2 separate regions of the Homo sapiens genome follow, and region 2 is linked to region 1. A link is a loop called in an ENCODE intact Hi-C map of the cell type or tissue named here. Cell type or tissue: mesothelial cell of epicardium. All regions are shown on one strand. Links, peaks and the distances in the headings refer to the core of each region. The heading gives the core; the rest is flanking DNA. Region 1 overlaps SPTBN2 (spectrin beta, non-erythrocytic 2). Region 2 overlaps TOP6BL (TOP6B like initiator of meiotic double strand breaks).

Region 1 (5,374 bases), core at 235-5,234:
CTGGCCCCTGGACTGGCTGAGCTGACTAAAACAGCTTCCCTCTCTGGCCTCAGCCCCCGGGTCATGTCCCTTCATCCTTCGGCACTCTCGCTCTTGCCACTCCTTTCTCCGCCTACCTCTCCCTTACCTGTCATGCCCTTGTTGTGTCTTCTTTGATTTCCACTGTCATTTCCCACACCTGTTCCCAGTCTATTATTCCCCTCTGCTCCCTCTCCACCTGTTCCTTCCACCTGCCACCTGTTACTCCCATTATCTCATCTGCCTGTTCCCTGAAGCAGGTTCCCTCCACCCGCTGCTGCTGGTTTCTGCAGCCGCCCATTCTCCCTGGTGTGCTCTCTGCCTGCCTTGGCTCCTACTCTTCCCTGCAGCCCAGGGCCTGGGCTCTCCGCTCTGAGCGGAAACTCGTCCAACGGCCTCCCTGTCTTCCGGGGGAGGAGTTGTCATGGCAACAAGAGTGCGGCTGCCACCTGACACCACCAGTGGCTGGCATGGGGCTGACTCACCCACACACCCCAAGGCCACCTACCCCGTCTGGCTTCCTCCTCCATCCCACTCTTGTCATTGCCATTGACCTGCTGGCTGCCCAGCCCAGCCCAACCCAACCCAGTCTGAGGGGTCCCAGCTACTCTCACCGAGAGGTGGTGCTCCGAGTGGGGGTGGGGGTTGGCCACTAGAAGAAGAGAGACTCCAAGGGGGAGGTTCCCAAACCTGGCCACATGTTTTACAGGATCACCCAGGGATGTTTTTTACAAATACAGGTTTCCAAGCCCCTCCCTAGACACAATAAGTTAGAATCTTGGTCCAGAACTCAGGATTTTTCAAAAGCTCCCCAAGTGATTCTTTTGAGCCAGCTCAGCACCAGTCTGAGGACCCCCTTGTGGCAGCCATAGCTTCCCAGGACCCCTTCTCATTTTCTCCTGGGCCTCTCTGTCCTTCTGGTTGGGTCTTCAGGCCGGCTGTGAAACACTCCTACCAGTGTGTCTATACATCAGAGAAGACAGAAGGTGTGGGTTATGGAGAATGTCATGTTTGGGGAAAATGTTCCTGGCACTCTGGTTTTGGATTCATGTAGCCTCTAGAACTGTCATGATGTCTATGTGTGTACAACATGTGCCACCCACCATGTTTGCACACATGACAAATGCCATCCAGGACTGTCACCATGCCTGTGTACATAGGACACATGCCTCCCAGGACTCTCACCATGCCTGTGTACATAGGACACATGCCACCCAGGACTGTCACCATGTCTGGCTGCACATAACTTGGGCCACCCAGCACTGTCACCATGTCTGTGCACACATCTGTGTGACCTCGTGCTCTCATTGGGTGTTTATCTCCACCACTGAACTGGGCTCTCCTGAAGAGGCAGCTCTGCATGGGATTTGCCTAGCACTGTGTCTCCAGCCAGTAGGTGTCAAATAAACACTGAATGAATGAAGATGAGGAAGGGCAAGTGTAGGCTGCACATGACAAACGCTGAAGCCCAGAGGAAGGGCGCCTGGTATATGTGCCCAGCAGCGGGGCGTCTGGGGGCAGGGATGGCCTGGTGGAGGATGGCCCTGGTGGGCCAGAGGGCAGGGAAGGGGCTGGCACTGGAGGTGGTGATAAGCAAGTGGAAAGGATGGTAACAGCCCTCGTTTCACAGATGAGGGAGTGAAGGAAAATGCCTCGCACAGTGCCTGGCTTTTCCTCTTTGAGGATTTCCTCGTTTCCAGATTTCTCTTTGTCTGTTTCTGAGCTGGGGCTCAAAGCCCACACATCCTGGAGAAGGACCTCCCAGAGTCACCCAGAGAGGGGTCGCCCTCGCTGTTCCTGCAAACCTCTGGGAAACAGGAGTTTGCATTGGGGGCCCCTCTCGTGGGTCCTGTGCATTGTTAGGTAACTTGGGGCCTGATGGGCGGGTCTTGAAGGCGCTGGCAGTGCCCTCCTCCGCCGCCCCGCAGGGCCTGGCCCTGCCCCCGCCGGCCACACTCCGCCTCTCTCCCCTCCCCAACACTGTCCAACCTGTTTGTCTGGAGCCGCCTGTCTCCTCTCACCGCAGCCAGGCGTGCCCCCACTCTCTGTCTCAGGAGTTCGGGACACCCCGTAACTCTTTTTGCCACTCCTTGAAATTCCCACCATTCTTGAATCCCCTGACGCTGGACTCCAGCCTGAGGTTCCACTGGGGAACAGAAACTGGCCCCCTGCCAGCGGGGAGCATGGACTCTGGGCCCTGGGCTCTGTAACTAGCAGCTGGCAGCATGAATGGGAACGGAGTGAGCAGGGTGCACGGGAACGGCCTGCATGAGGCCAGCGAGTTTTACTATGAGGCTGTGGAAGGGGCCCACAACCCCGGGGGCCTCCTGCTTTCACCAGCTGCTTTCATCAACCCTGCTCAGTATGCCAGCGTGCTGGAAGGACGCTTCAAACAGCTGCAAGGTGAGGCCCGGGGGCCCCCTGTGGGGACGACTGTGCCTGGGCGAGAGGGACCTGGGTGTGGGGAGAGTGGCCGGAGCTGAGGACCTGGCACAGGACACAGTGTGACTCCAGTGTTTGTGTTGGGAGACAACGTGATGCAGCTTAGAGGGGATAATTACAAGAGGCCGGAAAATACACAGATGTCAACGGAATGGGGAAAGGCTTGGACCTGCTGGCAGGGACCGTGTATGATGGCATGGGTGGGTGTGACTGCCGGGCCTTGGGGTGCTGCATGGAGCAAAGGCAACTAGCCATGGAGGGCGTGGGGGTGCCAGCACCTGGGGAGGCGCCAGCAGTGCCTCTGAGGTGGATCCGGATCTGGCGGTGGAGCGCTGGCCAGGACAGTTAGGGGAGGCGGAGGGGTGAGCCAGGCCCAGGGACCTGGAGATTGTGTTTTCCAGGCCTCTGAGCGTGTGTCTGAATGTGTACACGGGGGCAGTGTGTGTGGAAGCAAAGGGAGTGTCTCGAAGGAGAGGATCTGTGCAAACAGGCCCAGGTAGATGTCTGCGCAGGTGTGTGTTCACTCTGGCACAAGTGCTTAGGTGTGTTTTTGGGAATCACTGTTGTGTGTGTGTGTGTAAGGATCTAGGGATGCTGTGGGCGTCTTGTGACGTGACACTTGGTTTCTGGTGCTTGGCTTTGCCCATTTTCCTCCTAGTTGCCACTAATTCTGTGTCTTCTGACTGTGTGCCAAAATGGCCTCACCCCAGGGTGCCCAGCAGTAGGGCAGTGCCCCTGGATCCAGCAATGGCCTGTGACCCACGCTCCTCCTGGCTCAGATGGGGCCTGTAGACCTGCCGGGAGGCCCCAAGGCACCTTGGTTTCATGGGTGCTGGGGAGCATGGGGCCGTCCCATGTTATTAGGACCCCAGGTTTGGTGCCAGTATAGTGGCTGGAGGTGAAAGACACGGAGCGACGTGGGTGTGTTGCTGTGTCTTATGGGTGAGGTGCTTAGGAATGTGAGATTAAGGGATGAGTCTTTCCGGTTTCTGAGATGCTGGTGCTGAGACGGAAGCAAAAGTGACTCTTCAGACCCCAGCCACTTGGGTTGGGTCCTTGCACAGGGCTCTCTGTGGGAAAGTGGCAGAAATCCTCATCACCAGAGCAGTTTCTGATGCTTTCACTTTGTCACTTAGAACGTTCTTAATTTTTATTTTCCTACGGAACCTAGTATTTACTTCCCCTCTTCAGTAGCTCCCCTCCCCTGTGGGCTGGGCAGCAGGGCATTGCCTAACTTTTTTTTGAGATTGGTACCTAACTCTGCCTGGCTTTTTTTCCCCCATGTTTCCTGGCCTCACTGTTTTCCCAGTTCCCAACTCTCAACATCTTGTTCTTCTAAGCAATGGGGTGTTTATGTCCTGGAACTGGATCCCCTTGCAGCCAGCTGAATGTACTGTCCCCAACCCCCAGAAGCAGAGGAGCCTGCCTTTTCTTTAAGTTATCCAAGGACAGTAAGCTGACTCAGGAGGCCTGCAGCCTCTATACCATCAAGTCCTAATGACCGCTTGGAAGAGCCGCTGCAATAATTTTAGCCCACACCTTCTCCTTTGTCTGCAACCAAAAGAGAACAGCCATACCTCCCACCGGCCTGGGCAGCTCTTGCTCTCCTTCGGGCCAGATCACACCACTTTATAACAGCAGCTCACCAAGGAGCCATTTTGTGCCAGGCACCAACTAGTTGTTTTATATACCTTATCTCATTTAATCAACACAATGACCTGTTGAAGTAGAAAGTGATGTTCCCATTTTACAGATGAGACATTGGGGCTCTGATGAATGAAGTCACTTGACCAGCATTCCACTGCTTCCACGACTGCCCCATCCCAGCCCCTCCCTGCATGTCCCATGGTTTCTGAGGATGAAAGGTCTTCATCCTTTCTTCTCAAAGCCTATTTTCTTTTCTTTTCTTTTCTTTTTTTTTTTTGAGACGGAGTCTTGCTCTGTCGCCCAGGCTGGAGTGCAGTGGCACAATCTCGGCTCCCTGCAAGCTCCCCCTCCCAGGTTCACGTCAGTCTGCCTCAGCCTCCCGAGTAGCTGGGACTACAGGCGCCCGCCACTATGCCCGGCTAATTTTTTGTAATTTTAGTAGAGACGGGGTTTCACCGTGTTAGCCAGGATGGTCTCGATCTCCTGACCTTGTGATCCGCCCGCCTTGGCTTCCCAAAGTGCTGGGATTACAGGCATGAGCCACCACACCCAACCTTCGCCTATTTTCTGTCTTTCATCTTTCTTCTTTACCTTGCTTATGAGCTCATTGCAAGTTACGGGCTTTCCTCCCGGTCATCTTCCTTCCCTTCCTCCTCCTTAGAGGACCCCGCTTCCCATCTCTCAGGCTTCTCCATCCCCCACCCCTGCCAACTGGTGTTTAGAAGCAGGCATACTGAACTCGAGGGACAGAAATAAACCCATGTTGCCACCACAGATGAACGAGAAGCTGTGCAGAAGAAAACCTTCACCAAGTGGGTAAACTCGCACCTGGCCCGGGTCACGTGCCGGGTGGGGGACCTGTACAGCGACCTCCGGGACGGACGCAACCTGCTGAGGCTCCTCGAGGTGCTCTCGGGAGAGATACTGGTGAGCTGTGGTCATGAAGGGAAGTGGGGGGGCCTTAGAAAAGTGTCCAAGGGGACCAGCTGGAAGAACAGCCCTCAGAGAGAGTGACGGCACAGGGCGGGAAGCAGTGGCTCCCTCTGCTCAGAGGATGGGTTCATTTCAAGTGCCTTTGCCACTTAGATTACATAGGAGCATTGCTTCATGGAGACAGGAACAGTGGCCCCATTGAAAACATTTCTTTTCCCACCTACTCTGGGTGCAATTAATTCCCTTGGGAATCTTAATCTGCCCAAGCCTCATCTGTAAGCTCAGCTTTGGCTCCAGCCCTGGGGCTGTGCCTGTCTGTGTTCCTGAGGTAGGT
Region 2 (5,374 bases), core at 168-5,167, 120 kb before region 1:
TGGGTGATGAGTGAGACTCCATCTCAAAAAAAAAAAAAAAAAATTAAAAATTTGTGCTTCTCGGCCAGGTGCAGTGGCTCAAGCCTGTAATCCCAGCACTTTGGGAGGCCGAGGCAGGCGGATCATGACGTCAGGAGATTGAAACCATCCTGGCTAACACAGTGAAACCCCGTCTCTATTACAAATACAAAAAAATTAGCCAGGCGTGGTGGCAGGCGCCTGTAGTCCCAGCTATGCGGTAGGCTGAGGCAGAAGAATGGCGTGAACCCAGAAGGCAGAGCTTGCAGTGAGCCAAGATCACACCACTGCACTCCAGCCTGGGCGACAGAGTGAGACTCTGTCTCAAGAAAATAAAAATAAAATAAAATTTGTGCTTCCTATGAACAAAAGTGAAAAGTCAATCCACAAGAATGGGAGAAGACATTTACAAATCATACCTGCTAAGGTACTGTTACCCAAATTAAAGAACTCTTTTTAAAATTTATTTATAGGCCACGCACGGTAGCTCACGCCTATAATCCCAGCACTTTGGGAGACTGAGCCAGGCAGATAATGAGGTCAGGAGTTTGAGACCAGCCTGACCGACATGGTGAAACCCCGTCTCTACTGAAAATACAAAAATTAGCCAGGCGTGGTGGCGCACACCTGTAATCCCAGCTACTCAGGAGGCTGAGGCAGGAGAATCACTTGAACCCGGGAGGTAGAGGTTGCAGTGAGCTGAGAATGCTCCACTTCACTCCAGCCTGGGTGGCAGGGCAAGACTCCATCTCAAAAAAAAAAAAAAAAAATCATATTTTCTGTAGTGACGAGGTCTCACTATGTTGCCCAGGCTGGTCTCAAACTCCTGGGCTCAAGCGATCCTCCCACCTCCGCCTCCCAAAGTGCTGGGATTACAAGTGTGAGCCACCTTGCCTGGCCCAAGGTAAAGAACTCTCATAACTCAATAATTTAACAAACCAATTTAAAAATGGGCAAAAGAGGGCCAGGCACGGTGGCTCACGTCTGTAATCCCTACACTTTGGGAGGCCGAGGTGGGCGGATCACAAAATCAGGAGATTGAGACCATCCTGGCTAACATTGTGAAACCCCGTCTCCACTAAAAATACAAAAAATTAGCCGGGCGTGGTAGTGGGCGCCTGTAAGTCCCAGCTACTTGAGGCAGGAGAATGGTGTGAATCCGGGAGGTGGAGCTTGCAGTGAGCCGAGATAGCGCCACTGCACTCCAGCCTGGGCAACAGAGTGAGACTCCGTCTCAACAACAACAACAACAGCAAATGGGCAAAAGATTTGAATAGACCTTTCTTCAAAGAAGATATACAAATGGCCAATAAGCACATGGAAAAGATACTCAGCATCAGTATTCACTAGAGAAATGCAAATCAAAACCACGAAATTACTTCACATGCACTAGAATGGCAGTAAGAAAAACAATGACAACAGTTAATGAGGGTATAGAGAAATTGGAACCATCACACAGTGCTGGCAGGAATGTAAAATGATGCAGACTGTGGAAATCAGCTCGAAAGTTCTTTAAAAAGTTAGAACATAGTGTTATCATATGACTCAGCAATTCTACTCCTAGATATATACCCAAGACAGTTACAAGCATGTCCACACAAATATGCTGTTCGTAACAGCATATTCATAATAGCCGAAAAGTGGAAAAAACTTGTGTTCATCAACTAATTAATGGATAAAATGTGGTATATCAATACAATGGATTATTATTCAGCCATAAAGAATGGATGAAATTGTTATATGGTACAACATAGATGAGCCTTAGAAACATGCTAAATGAAAGAAGGCACATAAAGGCCCATGTTGTATGGTCCCATCTATATGAAGTGTCCAGAATAGGCAAATCCACAGAGATGGGAAGCATACTAGTGGTTGCCAGGGGTTGAAGGGAGAGGGGAACTGGGACTCACTGCGAATAGGTACTGCTAATGGCATGATGGAGATGTTCTGTAATTTTAGTGGCGATGGCTGCACAGCACAGTGAATATACTTAAAATCAATGAGTTTTATTCTTTAAAGTGGTAAATTTTATGGTATATGAATTATCTCCATGAGAGATCTATCATATATTGTTTACTAAAACAAGTTTTAGTTCCCAAGTAATTATATTCCAAGGAACATAGGAGGGGCAAAAATAATTCTAAAGACATAAAGAAAGAAACAGGATATTTTCTAAATATTTTTATCTTGAGACAGAACTTGGTTTTTTTTTTGGCTTTAGCTTGGAAAATCTCGTGTCATAGATAAATCTTTCTCCTATCTTGAAATTGGTCTTATCAAGGAACTACCCGCATTGAGATATGAAGCTCTGGGCCTCTCTGGTAGCCTTGCACACCCTTCATTCATCACCTGGTCCCCCAGATAAGACAGCCCTGACCTCAGAATACACCTTGGATTTAACATTCTATGGGACATTTATTTCTAGTCTACCCCCTCCCCCGACCCGCCGGAAACAATGCCTTTCCTTAGAAAATTGCCTCCTTGATACTACTCCTGCTCATTCTGGGTTTAAGTTCTCAGTCCCTACATATATCTATGACACTAAACCCTGGAGTACTATCTTGTTCACTCCTTCCTGGCCCACTGTCTCTGTTCAAACATTCAGGCTTAAAATATCCACTCCTCGCCAGGTGCAGTGATGCACGCCTGTAGTTCCAGTTACTCAGGAGGCTGACACAGGAGGATCACTTAAGCCCAGGAGTTCGAGGCTGTAGTGCACCATGATCACACCTATGAATAGTCACTGCACTCCAGCCCGGGCAACATAGCGGGAACCTGTTTCTAAAAAAATAAAAACAAAAATAATACCTTCTCCATTCCTGCATGACCTTTCCCTGAATATGTTCACTCTGAATACACACTCCCTCATTTTTTCAGTTTCTCAATAAAGCATATAATAGATGGTTTTCTTCCCTGTTACTCAAGAGGTCAGCTATTCTACCTTTCCTGTTTAGAAATGGAAACAGAATGGCCCAGAGGTCAAAGAATTTGACCTATCATCCTTAGTCTTGTAGTTCTAGCTGAAGCCACTGGGTGCCACTCTTGTACCACTAACAAGTTATTTATCACTAAATGGCCATTACCAGAGGATGTTGAGTGGAGAATCATGGGTTCTACTCAATGACCTGGATCACTCATCTGCCCTGGGCTTGCAACCTAGTCCTCTGTGTTAACAATATTACCAGGTTTCAGAGCCGGGAGCTCTCGGTACAAATTCTAGCCTTGCTATTTACTGACTGTGATTCTGGGCAAATTATGAAAGTTCTGTAATCAGTTTCCTCATCTGTAAAATGGGAAAACTATGACCTAATTTATAACATCTTTGCAGAGATTAAAGTGAAAATCTCGGCACAGATTAGGGATTCAGTAAGTGTTCCTTCTTTCCAAGACCTATGACTACTGGTAAGACCTTGAGTTCACTAGCCATATGCCAAATTAATTGGGCTATGAATGGCCCTGAGGCTATGAGCCATGACTATAGCAAAAGAACAGGGTAAAAGAGGTCAGATCTTTTTTTTTTTTTGAGACAGAGTCTTGCTGTGTCACCCAGGCTGGAGTGCAGTGGCATGATCTTGGCTCACTGCAACCTCCGCCCCCTAGATTCAAGCGATTCTCATGTCTCACCCTCCTGAGTAGCTGGGACTACAAGGGTGTGCCAACAGGCCTGGCTAATTTTTTTATTTTTAGTAGAGACGGAATTTTGCCATGTTTGCCAGGCAGGTTTCAAACTCCTGACCTCAAGTGATCCACCTGCCTTGCCCTCCCAAAGTGCTGAGATTACAGGAGTGAGCCACCGCACCTGGCCCAGATTATCTTTTTTAGGTCTTACTGGGATACCACAGAGGCCCAAGTAAAAGTACTTCAGAGGCTGAAGCACTCCTAGATCCTGAGGAGTCCCTCTGCGCTTATATCCTGGGTCCTATGATAACAGCACATGCCTTACCCTGAACCTGTCCCTAGAAAGCTGAAGATGTGGATGGCTGTAGTGAACTGCATTCTCCCCCACCCCAAATATGTCCAAATCCTAACCCCCAGAATTTGTGAATGTGAGCTTATTTGAGAAAAGTCTTTGCACATGTAATTCCAGATCGCAAGACAGGATTAGCCTGGATTTAGGGTGGGCCCTAAATCCCTAATTACCTGCCTGTAATCCCAGCACTTTGGGAGGCCAAAGCAGCCAGATCACCTAAGGCTAGGAGTTCGAGACCAGCCTGGCCAACATGGCAAAACCCCGTCTCTACTAAAAATACAAAAATTAGTTGGGCATGGTGGTAGGCGCCTGTAATCCCAGCTACTCGGGAGGCTGAGGCAGGAGAATCACTTGAACCCAGGAGGCGGAGGTTGCAGTGAGCCAAGATCGTTGCCACTGCACTCCAGTCTGGGCGACAGAGCAAGACTCGGTGTCAAAAAAAAAAAAAAAAAAAAAAAAAGGCAGAAAGATTTGAGAGACAGGGAGAAAGCAATGTGAAGATGGAGTTACAGTTTGGAGTTATGCAAACTACAAGAAACCAAGGTACAGTTTTTATCAGAAGCTAGAAGAGGCAAGACAAGGAAGCACTCTCCTCTAGAAACTTTGGAAGGAGTGTGGCCCTGCCAACACCTTGATTTTGGACTTCTGGCCTCCAGAACTGTGACACAATAAATTTGGATTGTTCTTAAACCTTCAAGTTGATGTTAATTTCTGACAGCATCCCAGGAAACTGATACAATGGATTTTAGCTTTATTTGCGCAAGGCGTGGACAGCGGCTTTCCAAGTCCGAGGGAAACTGGCAAGAGTATTTGCGGTGAAGCAGCTGAAAGGAACAGTGGACACGTTCCTGGGAAGTGCATCGTAGAAGGCACAGCCAGCCATGGAAGGGGTGGTGAAGGGAGCACTAACGGCTTTACTGCTGCTCTGTGCCTCTCTAATCACACTGAAGAGGAGGATGGTAAAGTCCATAAGATGCTTTGATCCTTGGGTGCCTGGGCACCTAAACTTCCCCACCCAATCAGGAAAGCAGAAGTACAAGGGGCAGAGCAGATGCAGAGGAGGTACCAAAGGCCCTGTTACTCATTTTCTCAGAAACAGTGTCCATAGCGCGGTGGCTCATGCCTGTAATCCCAGCACTTTGGGAGGCCGAGGCCGGAGGATCACGAGGTCAGGAGATCAAGACCATCCTGGCCAACACAGTGAAACTCCGTCTTTACTAAAAATAGAAAAAACAATTAGTCGGGCATGGTGGCAGGTGCCTGTAGTCCCAGCTACTCAGGAGGCTGAGGCAGGAGAATGGTGTGAACCCGGGGGGTGGAGCTTGCAGTGAGCCGAGATCACGCCACTGCACTCCAGCCTGGGCGACAGAGTGAGACTCCGTCTCA

Evidence for each region. Hi-C counts contacts between places; a loop is a spot of excess contacts. Peaks named below come from ENCODE experiments on the same cell type or tissue, not always from the same donor. Only the 100,000 strongest peaks of a DNase experiment are listed, where the experiment ranks them.
Region 2: it touches region 1 in a loop (4-fold over the local background); 3 of 110 quality-filtered maps call a loop at or near these places.

The regions. Positions count from the first base shown.
Region 1 is chr11:66,715,490-66,720,863 of GRCh38, reverse strand. It overlaps SPTBN2 (spectrin beta, non-erythrocytic 2), which reads left to right. Exons shown (of 38, transcript NM_006946.4): 4 at 4,883-5,034. Among named protein-coding and RNA genes, the nearest start is that of SPTBN2, 11 kb to the left of the region's middle. RefSeq lists an enhancer at 31-988. In mesothelial cell of epicardium, for the core only: no CTCF peak of the experiment used is centred there; DNase peaks (open chromatin) are centred at 423 and 2,113.
Region 2 is chr11:66,832,115-66,837,488 of GRCh38, reverse strand. All of the region lies in intron 12 of TOP6BL (TOP6B like initiator of meiotic double strand breaks), which reads right to left. Among named protein-coding and RNA genes, the nearest start is that of RCE1, 8.6 kb to the left of the region's middle. In mesothelial cell of epicardium, for the core only: CTCF peaks have their summits at 2,865 and 3,064; no DNase peak of the experiment used is centred there.